2 separate regions of the Mus musculus genome follow, and region 1 is linked to region 2. Evidence: chromatin loops called from intact Hi-C (ENCODE). Cell type or tissue: heart. All regions are shown on one strand.

Region 1 (8,000 bases), 210 kb before region 2:
TTCTAATCTTTTTTAGGTATTCAAATGTCAACATGGCCTAAGATTTACAGGAGATGATCTGTGTGCCCACACAGTTGAAAAGTGACACAGCGGATTTAGGAAAAAAAAAAAAACAAATCTCTGAGGCCACATGTCAGGTCATCATTTGCGGCTGTGAGGCGTGCTTTGTTTGCTAGATTCTCTCCTCAGAGATGTATCTGAAATGGCTATCAAAGGTTCTGTGGAAGAAGTCTTGGATGCTTTGGCTTGTGTGGCTTGACTTCCAGACACTGTCACACATTGTCAATGGCCACTGCCAGCAGCTTTAGAAGGTCAGTGTAGCCACTGGGAGACTAAGGTAGCGTGCGCTTCGGCTGGATACACGGAACCTGGGAGTGGGCAAGGAGCCCAAGGAGGTGATATTAAAATAAATACGGTTGTACACTCTAATCCCGGTTCTAAAGCACATTTGCAATTCTGATGGGAGGAGCCTCGAAGGGACTCAGCAACTCAACTCATAAACAAATATAAAATCATACAAACCAGGCTGTGCAAAAGAAAAAAAAATCTTTTTAATCTAAAAACTCATTTCCCAGGGCTAGTTCATAGCCATGCCCTACCGATTTTCAGCAATTTCTGTCACTGACTAGAGTCACCGTTTTCTTCAAAGGGAGATAATATATAATAGATTTTGGTAAACCCTTCTAAATTAAAACAAGATGCTGTAAGCAGTTCAGGGGTGAAAAATAGCCATATTATTTTTCTTTGGTATAGCCAAAAGTTAGAAAATGCCAGGTGTCACATTTCAAGTGACAAACTGTCACATGGAAGTTAAAACTCTGATTGTAAAACAAAACGACTCTTTAAAAGAAAAGCTTCACCTATAATTCTACAGTGCATGTTTTCTGATTTAATTGTGAAAATATTTTATTTAATAAGCAGGAAACAAATCCAGCAGTATTAATCACTCCCCTACCCTTCTCTCACGATGCCTCTCTTCCTTCATTCTTCATTAACAACTCCAGGAAGGAATTCATTTAAAAAAAAAAAAAAAGCCAACAAACTAAAAACCCACCCATGCTTCTGACACCAAGGCTAGAAATGTATGCAGTAGGCACAGGACACAGCCTTGCCACTTCCATTTGTGTAATTTTTACAAGCGGAGGAGGAGGGGGAGGAGGAGGAGGCGGCAGCTGCACCAAGGCCTCCCCGCCCCCTAAAGTACCTGAACCAATGAGTTGCTTAGCCACTTCCCAGCCCCTTCCTGGTTTCCCGTGTGTCTTGAGTAAGTGCACACACAGACATGTTCTATACTTAGAACCAGCCCACTAACGGCTTCCAGTCTCTTCGTGAACTTACACATTCCCACACCCGTAATGCGCTGAAACCACTTATCACCCTGGTCTAGTGGACTCCATTACCCTACCTGAACTCTGACCTTTTCTCCTATTTCTATACGTAACGTTAGTGTGTGTATTTGTTAGAATGAAGTACTCAAAATTCACACATATACACACACCCAGCATTTTGGGAAAAACAAAACAAAACAACAAAAGCAAACCATCTTCCCCAGGAAGCACTTTCAGAAGTTGAAGCTTCTACTTGCTTTTAAGCCACACGGCGAGTGAGTCCTAAGAGACCCGAAAGGCCGAGACCTCCCCAACACCAATGCTGAGTGGGGTCCCCACAAGCCAGGAAAAGGCCACAGAGACTTCCTAGAGTGATGCACAGCTCACCTTCCTGCCTCACTCATGAGAGGCAGGCTCTGATACTAACTCTTCTGTTCCGTACCCCCACACTGCTCCGAGGGACCGTTGCCCTCAGCCCTTCCTATCCCATCCACAGAGGCAGGCTCCTCGCTACAGAGGAGGCTGGCCTGGTCCATCTCCTGACCCGTCAGTCTGTCCAGAGAGCACACCCTGGTAGCATCCAGGGCCCTGCGTGCTTTGTTGTCCGCTGGCTCAGCAGGTTCTCCCTCTCCCTCGGAGATGACGGTCATGGGGCTGCTCTGGATGCGGTTCCGCATGCTGTACCTGCTGCTGGCCGCAGAGGGTGGCGTCCTGCTGCGGCTGTACCGAGGGCCCGAAAAGGACAGACTCCGAGGCATCAGGCCTTCGTTCTTGGCCCACTCTTCCTGAGCTCTCCTGTTCTTGTTGGGGGAGCAGCTGGATGGGCTGTCCGGGCTGTCTGCCGAAGGCTCCGACCTAGATCTCTGGAAGCGAGGGTCCGTAGACTTGAGCATCTCAGCCGCTGACATGCGAGCGCTGGTGTCCGAGCGACTCCCCTTCTTTAGCAGCAGAGCTTTGAAGTTGTCACTGCTGGTAGTGCTCTTTTTTATGCTTCTCTGGATAGACCCTACTTGCTTTGGAGAGGCCAGGTTAGGGGCAGCACTCGTGGGTGTCACAGGCGGGGAGGGAGAGTGATTTCGAGTGTGATCGTCTTCTGAGTCTTTCCGGCCAAGGACTTTCCTTTTAGATCTGAAATAAAACAAAATTAAAATAACAGTCAGTCCTTGGCAACCTTGCTGTCATCTTCCTGTGACCACTTCCTGAACACACACACACACACACACACACACACACACCATCATTAAAGACGAGCCCAAGAGCTTCTCTGATATTATTTACTTCTAAAGACAGAGCACTAGATTCCCCATGACAGCAGAATGTGGCCAAAAGTATTTTTCTTCAACTGTCCTACTCAAAGTTCAACAAGAGAAATGAATGACTACCTTCCAGAGCAACTCTGCTCCTCTCGGTCTTTTAGGTATTTCAGCCAAGGACCACAAGCCTGTGGTAAAATGTTTTGATTGTGCTCAGGCACAAAAAGGCACAGCGATGCTCTGTAACATTTAGGGCATTTAATTGTAGATATAGAACTAAAAGAGGGGGTTGAAGAGATAGCTCAGTAGTTAAGAGCACCAACTGCTCTTCTGAAGGTCCTGAGTTCAAATCCCAGCAACTACATGGTGGCTCACAACCATCCATAACGAGATCAGACACTCTCTTCTGGATTTTCTGAAGACAGCTACAGTGTACTTACATATAATAAATTAATAAATCTTAAAAAAAAAGAACTAAAAGAAATGGCAAGTTAAAAAAACATACACACAAAACAAAAGGAAAACAAAACTGGTATTCTCAGGGGGCAGTTGCTGCTTACAAAATAAACTAAATTTGAACTTCTGATATCTCTGCATGTAGTCTCTCTCTCTCTCTCTCTGTGTATGTGTGTGTGTTTCTAAAGATGGCATTTAAATAGTTAACAATGGCTTAAAGTCTAATCACTTCAATAAATATAAAAATTTCACACCTCAACTGGTGTTCTACACTTTCCATCTGGCTTTAAATCTGAAGAGAATTAATTTGCATTATTTTAGAACTCCGAAAGCTACGCTTCAGTTTGGATCGTCTGTATTTTACATCACGAGTGCCAGTGCTGCAGGTAAGGATCCAGAATTCAGATGGACTCTGATTACATCTGCTAAGTCAGTATTGATGCCACAACAGAAATTAGCATGTATCTGAGCTTTTTCTTTTCAATCCATTCCTAAGGCTACTTGGCCTCTAATTTTCCCATGTGTACAGAGAGTAATAGACTGAATGATTTCTGTATCTGTAAGAGATGGCATTGTCTCTCTAGCAGAAACCACACATTCTTTAATGCCTTCTGAAGGTTGCCAAAATAAAATATAGAAGAGCCCTTTGGTGTATTTTTAGACAAAAATTTGCAGTAACCATGGCTTTGCAACAGTTGGGTTCCCTTACAACAGAGTATTTAGTACACACAGCAACTTGGCAACACACTTCTCTGTGGCTTGTGATTATAAATACAGATTCCTGTATATTTAGAAACTTGGTGCATTCCATGCTAAATGAAAGACATTAAAGTCTCAAAAGAATTTCAGGACAGTTAAGTTCCAATTAGTTTCATTTAATTCAGAAACTATTTATTGAGTGTTTATAATGTGTCCAGCACAGCTACAGTTAGGAACATCGGTGTAAATCTCTACAATGTGACTTTATTTGCTTGTTTTCAAAAGACCCATTTCTCACTTCCTTGTTTTAAGAAAGAACCAGATAGCTAGCTCTCTTTTTCTTTTTTTAAAGATATTTATTTATCTATCTATCTATCGATCTGTCTATTTATTTATCTTATATGAGTGCACTGTAGCTGTCTTTAGACACACCAGAAGAGGGCATCAGATCCCTCTGTTGTGAGACACCACGTGGTTGCTGGGAATTGAACTCAGAACCTCTGGAAGAGCAGTCAGTGCTCCTAACCACTGAGCCATCTCTCCAGCCCCACTCTTTCTGTTTCTAATGAGATCAAAGAAACCAGTGAGGCAACAGGTTTGGACTTTTGGGCCTTTTAGACCAATACTGCAGGCAACAGGTCAAACAAAGCCAAGAGGAGAGAAACCTGCACACCATTGTCTGTCAACTCAATGTCTAACGCCCATTCCAGCGTGGTTTGCCCCACATTAGATGTTCCTGTGTTGCACATAGTTAGGTGAGGATGGGGGTTTCTTCTACCACACTCAACGGCCTTTTCACTTAAACTCAGACGCACCAGAATTTGAGAGCTGGCTAACATGGATTACTTATTCAGGGAATCCAATGATTTATAGAGTACGTGGTCTCAGAAGGGAAATGAAGGACAGTCACTTGAGTCAAAACAAAGTCTTAATGGCAGAGAAATATTCGCAGGCGTTATCTGAAAGCCTGGTAGTAAGGATTTGTAAGCAGCTAGGGGTTCCCTTACACAACACTGGTTCTTAAAGTACTTGCACACATCTGAATCTTATCATTTTCTACTATATTGCCTCTGTGGGGTAGGGGTGCACTCATCTGGATACGGCCAAGCAATGTAATAAGCAAAGCTGAATTACTAAATCAGTTAAACTCTAAGGTAATCAACCATCAGTTGTTACCAGGTAACAAGCAGTTCCCTTTGACAAAGTAACTGGTCTTTTTAAAGCCAGCAGATGGCGCTAGAGGTATACAGCAACAAATTTAAAGATTTTTCCCCTACCCCACCCCACCCCCGCTTTTTTTTTTCCTCCTGCCAAAGAAAAATTATTCCTTGGGAGACACTGGATGGCTCAGCCTTGCATCCTTACCAGCAAAGCTCTGGGATATAGAAGTAGTGGGTGAAAAGACGGTTAGAGCCAGACGCCAGAGGTGGTAGCCAACTTCAGGGGAAATAGCATTTTCCTGGACATGGTGGGATAGACATAGGAATGAACGCACAGCCTATAAAAGACCTGAATAAGCGCAAGCTAGATAAAATCCCAGCAGAAAGGAGCAAAGTGAGGGCAGAGTCCCAGCCCTCAGCAAGAAGCTACTCACAAATGATAACTACTGGGAGAGGAAAAGTCAGTTTTTTTCAAGGGAGTGCTACTGGGTATTTCAAATCACTTTCCAGGGAAGCAGCTAGGTGAGCCGGCCAACACAGATTGTATTCCATGGTTTCTAGTGGCTTTTAATTTTCATTTGAGAGAGAGAGACAGAGAGAGACAGAGAGACAGAGAGAGAGAGAGCGCAAGCATAAAGTTGGATAGGAGTAGATCTGAGAAGAGTCGGGGGACAAGAAACAGAAAGGAAACAAAGTCTTGAAGGAGGCAACAAAAAGCACTATGAAATCATGGCTTTTCTAAACAGACAACAAAAAAGTAACAATAAATAAATCAACTGAAGCACCCTTAGGAAGGTGGCTCTGTAGAGCTAGTCTATGTACAGTAAGTCACAGAACTCAGCATTCCTCACCCCAGACCGGTTCCAAATCTTGTAAACACTCAGTCACATGACTGGCACACTAGGTGCCTTGCCAGCCACAGCTGCGTCTACCAGAAGGTATCACATTCTGCCCTCGATGTCAGCACAGAATCAATGGAACAAAGTAAAACAGAAATCAAACTTTAAAAAGTAATTAATGTATAAGAACGACACTTTAAACTGAGTACTGTTAAACGAACCGTGGCTAGCCAACAGACAAAACCTCATGCAAACAGAGGAGCCCGTCCAGAAAGAAGAAATTATAAAGTATATTAAAATATGACAAAAGTTTGGGATACCTGTGAATGGCTGCAAACAGGTCTTCTGTTGTCCTGGGTTTAGTCGGAGTCAGCACCTCATCGCTTCCCTCTTCCTTAGATACATCCACGGGGTCTGAAGAGGAAGCAGCTGTGTTGGGTTCCAGCAAGCCAGCTAGAGAGAAGAAAGGCAGGCAAACATTAGACGCTGTGACTAGCACTTCAGTCCCTTGCCCGGCTCTGAAATATGCCACTTTGCTGCCATTTCCGACAGTGTGAGAACCATGGCGAAGCCCCGTGGCTCTGTAGTTTGAGTTCTTCCTGAGGTAGAAATGATACTCGCTAGCCTGACAGCCAGGGCTATTTCCTGCTACAGACTTTGGACTAAATTGCTCTTAAATTTGTTTAAGAGCGTTTCTCCTGCTACTGAATACCCAGCCTGCCTCAGACCTCCCAGCACCTCCACCCCCACCCCTCTCTTTCCCTCTCTTCTCTTAGTTTTTAAAATGCTCACAAAGCAGCTTGGGTAATGAGGTGTAAGAAGCCCACACACTGCCGGCTTTTGCCGAAGTCTAGGCTGCTTCACCTGGTTGCAAAAGAGCTCAGTAGCCCTATTTGGCTCATCTCCAGAAGATCAGAAGAGTGCAGTAGAAAGCAGCCGGCCTTACCTTCTCTGCCCTGTTGAGACAGGCAGCTCTTCGCATTTCTCTCACCATCCACACTGTTCTCGCCTGACTCTTCCTGTGTGGGGCCCGGTGATGTATTAGGTTGGACCATGGGGACATTGGCTTCCACAATGCTAGAGGATAAGGACCCTGCAGTTCCCGGTTCTAGAGCCGGACTGCCGGGGGTGGGGGCCGTAGCATGAGAGCCAGCTCGGGATGCTGGGCTGGATTTCTCCTCTTGGCTCCGCACAGCTTCCCCCTCTGCCCTGGTAGGGCTGGGCACGCCTGGGAAAGCTTCGCTCCCGTTCTCTGTGGGCTCCGCTGTGAAATCTCTCTGCGGAGGTGGTACCACCAGGAACAGTTTGGGCTTCTTAGAGATGGGGGGTGGCTTCCTGCTGGGTGAAGAGTCTGGGAGCAGAGTGGTCCTGAGGCTGGGACCCGGGCCTGGAGCTCCATCGCTGCAGCTCGGAAGGCCGCCACGCTCTACTGCACTGTCATGGTCACCCTGACTCTGGCTCTTGGCAGGCATCGGAAGCGAGCTCGTCACAGAGGCAGCCTGGCTTTCACTCTCCATTTCATTTATGCTATTTCGGGATTTGAGGAAAGCAGATGGCTTTAAGTGATACTGTGGAGCAGTCGGAGTTCGTTGTTCCTGAGCTGATGGTTCAGAAAACAGGACTGCCCCGGCACCTGAGTTCTTCCTCACTGGCCTCAACTGCACCATCTGCAAAGCTTCTGTGGTGATCAGGGGCATGGGGGGTCGGCAGCCCTCCTCCTTGTTGGCAGGCCGCCTGAGGGCCTCCCTAGAGGATTCGGACTGGCTAGAGTTTTTGAAAAAGGGCCTGTTTTCTTTCATGAGTTTGGGGTCCAGAGGCGGAGCGGGCGGGGGTTCTGATGAGGGCAAGAAAGGTGGAGGTGCTGGCACAGGAGGCAAGGATCTTGGAAGAGAGGGGCTAACTGCTGTGGGAGAAGGAGAAAGGCACCCGTCGGTGGGGGAGCAGAAGGGAACAAGGGCTTCTGGTGGTGGAGGGGGGAACATGGGAGAGGGCGGCAGAGGAGAGCCCTCGGAGCAATCTGCTAGAGGAGGAGGTGGTGGAAGAAAAGGGGACTTGTCTGCCAGACACGGAGAAGGCAGAGGGGGAAGAGGAGGAGGGGGAGGGGCAAGGGCCGAGGCCAGGGTTGTATCCAGTTTCTTCATGGTCCCACTTCCTTCGGTAGAAGTATTAGAAGAGAGAGAAGTGGACGATGATGAGATGGACATAGAAGAGATCAGAGACGATTTTCTTTCTGGTACCTTGGGCTTGGCCTTCCCCTTTCCATTT
Region 2 (8,000 bases):
CTTGGTAAAGGAAGTACAAAGCCCACAGCCGGCATGAGTCCACTTGTCTGGAATGTTCAGAACAGTTAAATCCACAGAGGCAGAAAGGAGACTCCCAGTGACCTGGAGGTAGGAAGGTCAAGAAGAAAGGGAGACTGACTCCCGGGATGTGGGGGGCCATGCAAATAGGCTGTGGTCATGTTTCTCATGTCTGAATACACTAGAAGTCACTGGCCCCTACACTGAGAATGGCTGGATCTAGGAATTGTGTCTCAATAAAATTAGCTGTAAGGCCAAGCCACGGGTCTATAGTTCTAGCTACTTGGAGGTAGAAGCAAAATACTGAGTTCAAAGGCTGCCTGGGCCATAATGTGAGTCAAGGCCATAGACAACCTTCAGATTTAAAATTAGAGCATTTCCTAATATGCCCTAGTCAGATCCCAAGTACTGAGGGTGAGGGAGCACGCCCACAGACCTTAAAAACCAAACATAGCCATGCCAGTGAGAATCTGCCCGTCTCTGCAGAGCGAAGGCTCTTGCTTGTTAACAGAGCCCAGACACAGCTATTCACACTTCTGCCCCTTGTCACAATTTTCAATGTAGCCTTATTTAGTCAGCAGCAAAATTAATCAAGTTCTACTTGCACAGAAACAGGTCCGGTGAGATGATTCAGTGGATAAAGGCACTTGCCACCAACCCTGACAGCTTGAGTTGACCCCTGGATCCCACAAGGGGGAAGGAGAAAACACTTCAGTAAGTTTCCTCTGACTTCCATGTGTCATGGTGTGTGCACATCCGAGAGTGTATATGCGCATGCGCACACACACACACACACACACACACACACACACACACACACAATGTTATAGTATACATGTGATAATATCCAGTCACTGTACTGAGCTCTATAATAACAGATGTGCTGCCATCCCTAACCTCAAGTAGCTTGCAGTCTGGCTGAGGAAAGCATGTGTCAAAGAGTCACATTCAGTCGCTGTAAATGCAGTACACTTAAGATCAGTACACTTAGTCAGGGCTCTTAGAGAAACAAGTGACAGAATCGATGTACATACATACATACATACATACACACACACAGAGATACATATATATATGATACCCGCTGAGACATCCAGCCTTGTGGACTGAACAACTACTGGATGCGTGTGTGTGTTTCATATATGTGTATACATGACTACATATATATATATACATATATATATATATACACACACATATATATGATTTATTAGAGAGGCCTGTAGTCTGTGTTCCAGCTATTCCAACAATAGCTGTGTAGCAACAGAAAATCCAGGAATCCAGTAGTTGTTCAGTCCATGAGACTAGATGTCTCTGCTGGTCTTCAGTATACACTGGAATCCCAAAGAAGTAGGCTTTAATGCCAGTGAAGAAACGTGCCATGCCAGCAAGAGTGAGCGCAAGCAGGCAAGAGTACGAGCTTCCTTCTTCCACATCCTTTATATAGGCTGCCGCGAGACAGTGTGGCCCAGATTAAAGGTGGATCTTCCCACCAAAAAAAACCTTTCACAGGTGTACCCAGAAGCTTGAGTTTAAGTTAATTCCAGATGTAGTCAAAGTGACAACCAAGAATAACCATCACAAAGTCCATCCTGGACCACTTTCCACAACATGGGATCATCAGGTATAGCCTCAGAGTCCTCACAAGACATGGATAAACAGGGACGTGTTTTTGCTAACTTAAGACAGGTTTTGTAGGACTCCCCCCACCTATGATATTTGGAAGATGGCAAGCCTGAAGAAATATTCCTCGTGATCCTTGAAACCAGTAGGACTGGCCCACAGGACTAAGTGTTGTTTTTCAGGTTACCACCGGTACGTGTGGTGCAACCTTACATGTGGTGGTTATGGGCAGTCATGAGTGAAATAAGAACTGGATCCTGGCCCCCTCTCGTGCATGTGCTGCTGGAGACTCATTAACAGGTATATCTTACCAGAGAGATGAAATTAAGGTTCTCAGGCAGCCCTCTGACAGTTCCCAGCATGTGTCTACACTTCGATCCCTATCTCTAAACACTCCTACAGTGAAGCTACACACATAAGCAATGGACAGCAAGGGAGGCAATCAAAGGTCTGTGCGCCAGCCCTCAGCCTAGACAAATCACTTCAAGTCTTTTGGCTTTGACTACTCCTCTGGTTATGAGTTCATGAAATTAGTCAATTTACAGTCAATTCTCAATACGAAGGTTCATGAATGAAGGATGTAACTTTGAAGACCTGCTTATAAAAGATCAACACGTCAGGCACAGTGGTACCTTCAGTCCTAGCACTGTGAGTTCAAGGCTAGGCACCTTCCACATGCTGGGACTGTGGATATGAGCCACTATGGTAGACAAGGCATTGCTTTAAAAGAATCCTGCAGATGCTAAATAGGATAAATATATAGGGTTTTTATTATATGAATATATAGGCTCTTAGCACACAAAAAGAGTTGCGTGCAAAAATGGGACCAAACCTAATAATGTGTTTAATAACTCATCTTTTTCTCTGTATGCACACCTATGATCTAGGCATAATTACTTTTGATAAAAGCTTTCATGATTATATGAAAATGATGAACCAGGATTACTGGTATAAAATTAAAGCCACTTGAAATGACATGCCTGTGAAAACTTTGAAGAGAATTATTTCAGTCGCTTCAAAAACAACTTTAGAGAGAATTCAGGGAGCTGCTGGGCAGTATTGTTTATTGGAATACACATATTCAAAGAAAGGAAAGTGAGCAGGAGGTGATGTCATTTGCATGTAGCAGCACTTGGAAGTTGGAGGCAAGATGATATGGAGTTCAAGGCCCACCTTAGCTATATAGCAAGTTCAAGACCAGTCATGACTATATGAGTCTCCATCTAAAAGGAGGAGGTAGAGGAGGAAATATATTCAAATGCAAAGCAAAACTAGCAAAATAAGCGGTCTCTTTCCTCAGTTTATTTTTACTTTATGTGCTGGTGTTTTGCCTGTGTGTATGTCTGTATGGGGTGTTGGATCCCCTAGCAACTGGACTTACAGGGAGCCATGATCTGCAATGGTGATGCTGGGAATTGAACCAGGGCCCTCTAGAAGAGAGCAGCTAGTGTCCTTAACCTCTGAGCCATCTCTCCAGCCAGCAAGGAAAGAGTTTTAACATCAAGGAATATTGTTTATTTTTCTACAGGTTATCTTAAAATTGTAATTGGCCTTGTTCTGCAATTACAGAATGGGGCAACACTCCATTCCATGTAACTAGAATGTGTTCTCTTTGTTTTGTTTTGTTTACTTCCCTTAGAGTTCTTCACCCAGTAGTTAGAGCGGCCTCACCACACTGCACGTCAGGGATGACAGTCTCACTCACCCAGGTGCACACACCCAACACAAAAAGGCACAGAAACAAACAGGACTGCCAGGTTTACAGTGAAGGTCCCCTAGGACAGCACATCCTATGCATGAGGTCATCGTTCACATGAACTAAATAGATTCTGATTATGTTCCGTACAAATTATTAGGTCATTTTGACTCCACGCCCCTTCTCATCCCCTCCCACTCTCCTGGGTTGAAAGCTGTCCACCACTTAAAAGCTGTGTGTTTTAGCATAACCAGAAATGCACAACTTAGGAAACACATTACAGCGGCATATGTAAGTAGTAGATTCAAATTTGTGAAAATTCGAACTCCTAAGCTTCGAGATGGTTAAACGTGACTTGGGTTTTCAAGCTGGAAAACAAGCTACTCCGGATTACACACGTATGAAGTGATTCTAAGTCGGGCCATTTTTCATGCAGAGCTGCTGAAACCTAGGCGTGGGCTGTTATACCAGTATCTCCCCTCCCACCCGGCAATCCATCAGCCATCCCCAATTTACTCTTTGCACTAAGTAGCATGAACAAGTTCACCTACTGGAAAGGGAGAAACCACCCAGGCATCACACTGAAAGTTTCTTAGTTTAGGCCAGCAGGAAATTCCAGTCCCTTCATTCATCAGAGCCAGTTAAAGCTGCTGAAAAGAGATGGGCACTTGGAGATTACAATGTCAAGACATAGACTTAATCTGGGGGGTTGAAGAGGGCCAAAGACAGAGTCCCAGCTCAAGGTCAAGGTCCTCTGAATAACAAAGAACCAGTGGCCACTCTGGAAAAGGAAACAAAATTCAAGGCTAAAAGTAAAAACCTCAAGTTTGTGTGCTTTCTTTGGAAGGTAATGCCACAGGTACAATACCTGCGGGGGGCGCGGGGGGTGGGGTGTTGCGCAGCTGTGACAAGCTGCTGCAATCCTCGCTTGGTCCCCAGAGATTGTCCACAAACTGATCCTCAAGTGTGAGGTGTCCACCGCTTAAAAGCTGTGTGTTTTAGCACATAGCAATAGTAATGACTTCGACAGGACACCATCACTTGTGCCATAGCTGTTGCTGCTCGTCAGTTTCCCACTGACAGAGCAGAGGAATGGCACTCCCAAAAGCCACACTCTGCGCCCACTCCAAGTCAGTTTTTTGGAGGCCAGAATCGGGGCTCATCACACGTATATTGCTACCTGGACTGCCTCCCCACCCGAGCCACCGACACCCGTGGGCTCCCGAGGAGGTCAGAAAGCTGAGCCTGGGCCGCCAGGGGGCGGGAGGCAGCAGCTGGCCGAGCGCCTCTGTGCCGCGGTGCCCTCCCCGGGGCCACCAGCCACTCACGGATTTTCACTCGCCGGTGGTCCAGACGCGCGGCGGCGGCGTGCAGGGCGTCCAGGCGACGGTGCAACTCGGCGGTGCGGTGACCCAGCGCAGCCGCCTGGCCCTCGAGCTCCCCGAAAATGTCCCCAGCGCAGCGCGACAGGTCGGCCAGCTGGGCGAGCAGGCAGACCAGGGTGTGCGAGCTGACCTGCTCCAGCGAGCGGAAGAGCGGCGGGTCCCCAGCCCGAGCCAGTGCCGCCTCGTCGGGCCGGCGCAGCCGTGCGGGCTCTACGCTTCGTTGGTGGAAGGGCATGGCTGGGCACGCGGGGTGCCGGCGGACCGGCGATCACGGAGTTCACGCCGGGCCCCGGGGACGATGGGCGCGGGTCCGCATCCAACACAAAGGAGGGTCCCGGGGCAGCTGCCGCGGGGACGAGGCCGGGCGGCGAGGAGGCGCAGGGACCGCGCGGAGACCCTAACCCGGTGCCGCGCGGCTGCTTGCCTCCTCCGGGGCTCTGGAGCAGCGCGGCCGAGAAAGTTCCCGGAGCAGCTCCCGGGCGGCCGCGGCGGGCCCCGCTGAAGTTTGCAGGCAGGAAAGCGCCTCGGCTCCTTCCCTCCCTCTGGATTGGAGAGGGAGGAGGAAGCGGGGGAAGTGCCGCCGCCACGGGCGCGAGGGAGGGCGGCCGGAGAAAGGGAAGGGGGAGGAGAAAGGCCGGCTGGGAACCACCTGCGGCTCCCGCGCCCGCCGCGCCCTGCGCCCAGGCCGTTGGCCGCCCGGCGCCCCAGCGCACCCTGCTGGGGCGGCCGCGCAGTCCCGGAGCTCCGGGTCGCCGCCCACGCCCCCAGCCGAGCCCCCGGGCGCCGGGGCCCAGTCGCCGCCCGCACCCCAGGCCCGAGTGGGGCGCTGCGCGGGCGTCGCAGAGGCGCCGGACTGCGGGGCCAACCAAGAACTCGGCAGCTCACCTGCGCTGCTGCGGTGGCGGCTGAGGCTCCGTCCTGCCTCCCTGGAAACGCTGGGCGGCTCGTCTGAGCCCCCCTGGTCTCTCTCCTGCAAAGCTCTCAAGACTTCTGGGACGCTTTTGTGGACCTCGTGGAAGACCTCAATAAGTCACCCGCTGACCAAGAGTTCTGTAGTCAACTGGGAGTCCAGAGGAACAAAAACAAACAAACAAACAAACAAAAAACCCTCCGAAAACCATAGTGACCATAGTGCTTCAAGAGTTTTTCTTAGTGTCTCCTTAGTGCTTTCCTGCTCCTCAGGTGCGAACAGTTCAGAGACAGTTGCCTGTTTCATCCATCCCTCAACCGTTGAGTTAGGTTACCAGAACCTAGAACCCCAAATCCGGGGCCTGGAAAATGTTTTAACTAAACGCCCTTAAGATCATAGTCACGAGACACCCAGCTAACTCAAACCTTCTGCTAAGAAGAATTTAAGGAGACTGAGTCCAATATCCCGAAGCTAAAAATCCCATTGGCCGCGTTGCTGTGTTTGCTCAGAAAGCATCGTCTTTGGTTTCTATAGTGAAGTTGACCCACATTTCAGTACCGCTTTCTGACCTTAGGATCAGTCTCCAAAGTGGTGCTAGCTCGCCTCTCTGCCGGACAGGAACAAAGCAAGCACGAAACTAGTAAACTCATGAGGTGGGAAGGAGTGAGACTCAGGCTTTAATGCCAGCTCTCAGGAAGCAGAGAGAGGCTAAGGTCGAGCCAGTCTGGTCTATAGAATGAGTTCCAAGACAGCCAGAGCTACAAAGAAAACCCTGTCTTAAAAAAACAAAACAAAACAAAACAAAACAAAAACAAAAAACTTAGTAGACAAACTTTTTCCGTCTTCCCCTGTTTTACATCAGCTTGTCCTGTTGATGGTGGTGTTTTACAATAGATGACATTAATGATCTCAGATCACCTAGTAGGACCACCTTGCAGGGTGGTAAGCAAAGGAAACAAGTGCTGTTTTTAAACCTTGTCGTTTATCAAGCACCATATAAACAGTATAAAGTGTTTGTTTCCTCAAGAAATGTCCTGAAGTGAAAGGGTGATGTAGCCATAGGTTCCTCCCTGACGTCATGAGACCATGAGTAGCACTTGAAACTTCCATGTAAGCCAACCTACCAGTGGCACACACCTGTAATCAGACAAAAGCATCAGGAATTCCTCCAGGCCAGTGGCCACTGAGCTGTACAGAGAGACTGCTCCAAAACAATATGAAAAATCTATCCAGCATGATATCCCTGCTTATAGTGAACTAGTCCATGCTTTCTAGTATTTTGAAGGTCAAGCAAACGCCATACCACCGTCTATTTGAAACGTTTAGTCACTTCTCACAGCTTTCTTTATACACCAACCCCATACTAGTCACATGCAACTTAGTTCTGTGGTTTTTACAGACTGGCTTATTCTAGACATCTCACGCCTTTGGTTTCTGCTTATTGACTGTTATATCCAGGCTTTGGTGTGGGCATGCATTGTCAGGTATACAAACCTGGGAATAGAATTCAGGGTCATATAGGAACTCTGTCTAGCCTTAGGGAAATTATCGGCTGTGTTTCCAGACGGTGGCACCATTTTGCATTCCCACCAGCACTACCAGGGTAGGTTCCACCTCTTCACTAACACTTGTAATTATCTCTTATTAGTACAGCCATTCTTTCAGCTGTGTCTTGATTTGCATTTCCCTGAGAGCTAGTGATATCTTTTCATTTGCTTATTGGCCACTTGTTTATCTGGGGGGGGGGGGGGGGTTGGAGAAAGACTGTTTAGGGTTTTGCTCTGATTTTTTTGTTTGTTTTGGTTGGTTGGTTTTGTTGTTGTTTTGTTTTGTTTTGTTTTTTGTCTTTTGTCTCTGTGGTACTTAGGACTGAACCCAGAGCTTTTCAGAGCTCTATCGATGACCCAAATCTCTAGCCTCACTTCTCTTAATTGGAAAATTGGAAGACTATCGTCACTATGTTGTAACAGATCTTTATTTTTTTCAAATCCCTTATATATAACATTTACTTTCTAAATTCCACTGAAACTAAATTAATCATTGTTATTTAGTTTAATTAAACATGTTGTCTTGTACCATGATTTGAAAATACAGTCCAACTGTGCTCCCACATAAATTAATAGGAGGGCAAAGATATTTTTGTGATATCTTTTGTAATAAAGCTGGAGCAAGCTCAACTCTTTTTTTTCATGCTAAGTATCAAACCCAGGGCATCCATCATGCTAAGCAAATTTTCTAACACTGAACTAGAACCTAGCTCCCACACCTTTTATCAATGATTGAATGTGAACTCAGGGCCTGAATGCCACATTGGTATTTTAATTCTTTTAGTGAATTACTTAGGCCTGGGTGTGCCACTGTGTAAGTG

Evidence for each region. A loop is a pair of places that touch in the nucleus more often than their neighbours do. Peaks named below come from ENCODE experiments on the same cell type or tissue, not always from the same donor. Only the 100,000 strongest peaks of a DNase experiment are listed, where the experiment ranks them.
Region 1: it touches region 2 in a loop (2.8-fold over the local background); 7 of 42 quality-filtered maps call a loop at or near these places.

Annotation. Positions count from the first base shown.
Region 1 is chr10:18,525,724-18,533,723 of GRCm38, reverse strand. It overlaps Nhsl1 (NHS-like 1), which reads right to left. Exons shown (of 7, transcript NM_173390.3): 5 at 6,682-8,000; 6 at 6,056-6,188; 7 at 1-2,456. The coding sequence ends at 1,751. Among named protein-coding and RNA genes, the nearest start is that of Hebp2, 16 kb to the left of the region's middle. In heart, CTCF peaks have their summits at 4,143 (motif pointing right) and 4,947 (motif pointing right); DNase peaks (open chromatin) are centred at 7,193 and 7,483; H3K27ac peaks cover 808 bases.
Region 2 is chr10:18,315,942-18,323,941 of GRCm38, reverse strand. It overlaps a transcript of Nhsl1 not described here. Among named protein-coding and RNA genes, the nearest start is that of Ccdc28a, 85 kb to the right of the region's middle. In heart, CTCF peaks have their summits at 4,593 (motif pointing right) and 5,390; DNase peaks (open chromatin) are centred at 4,671 and 5,301; H3K4me3 peaks cover 2,661 bases; H3K27ac peaks cover 1,743 bases.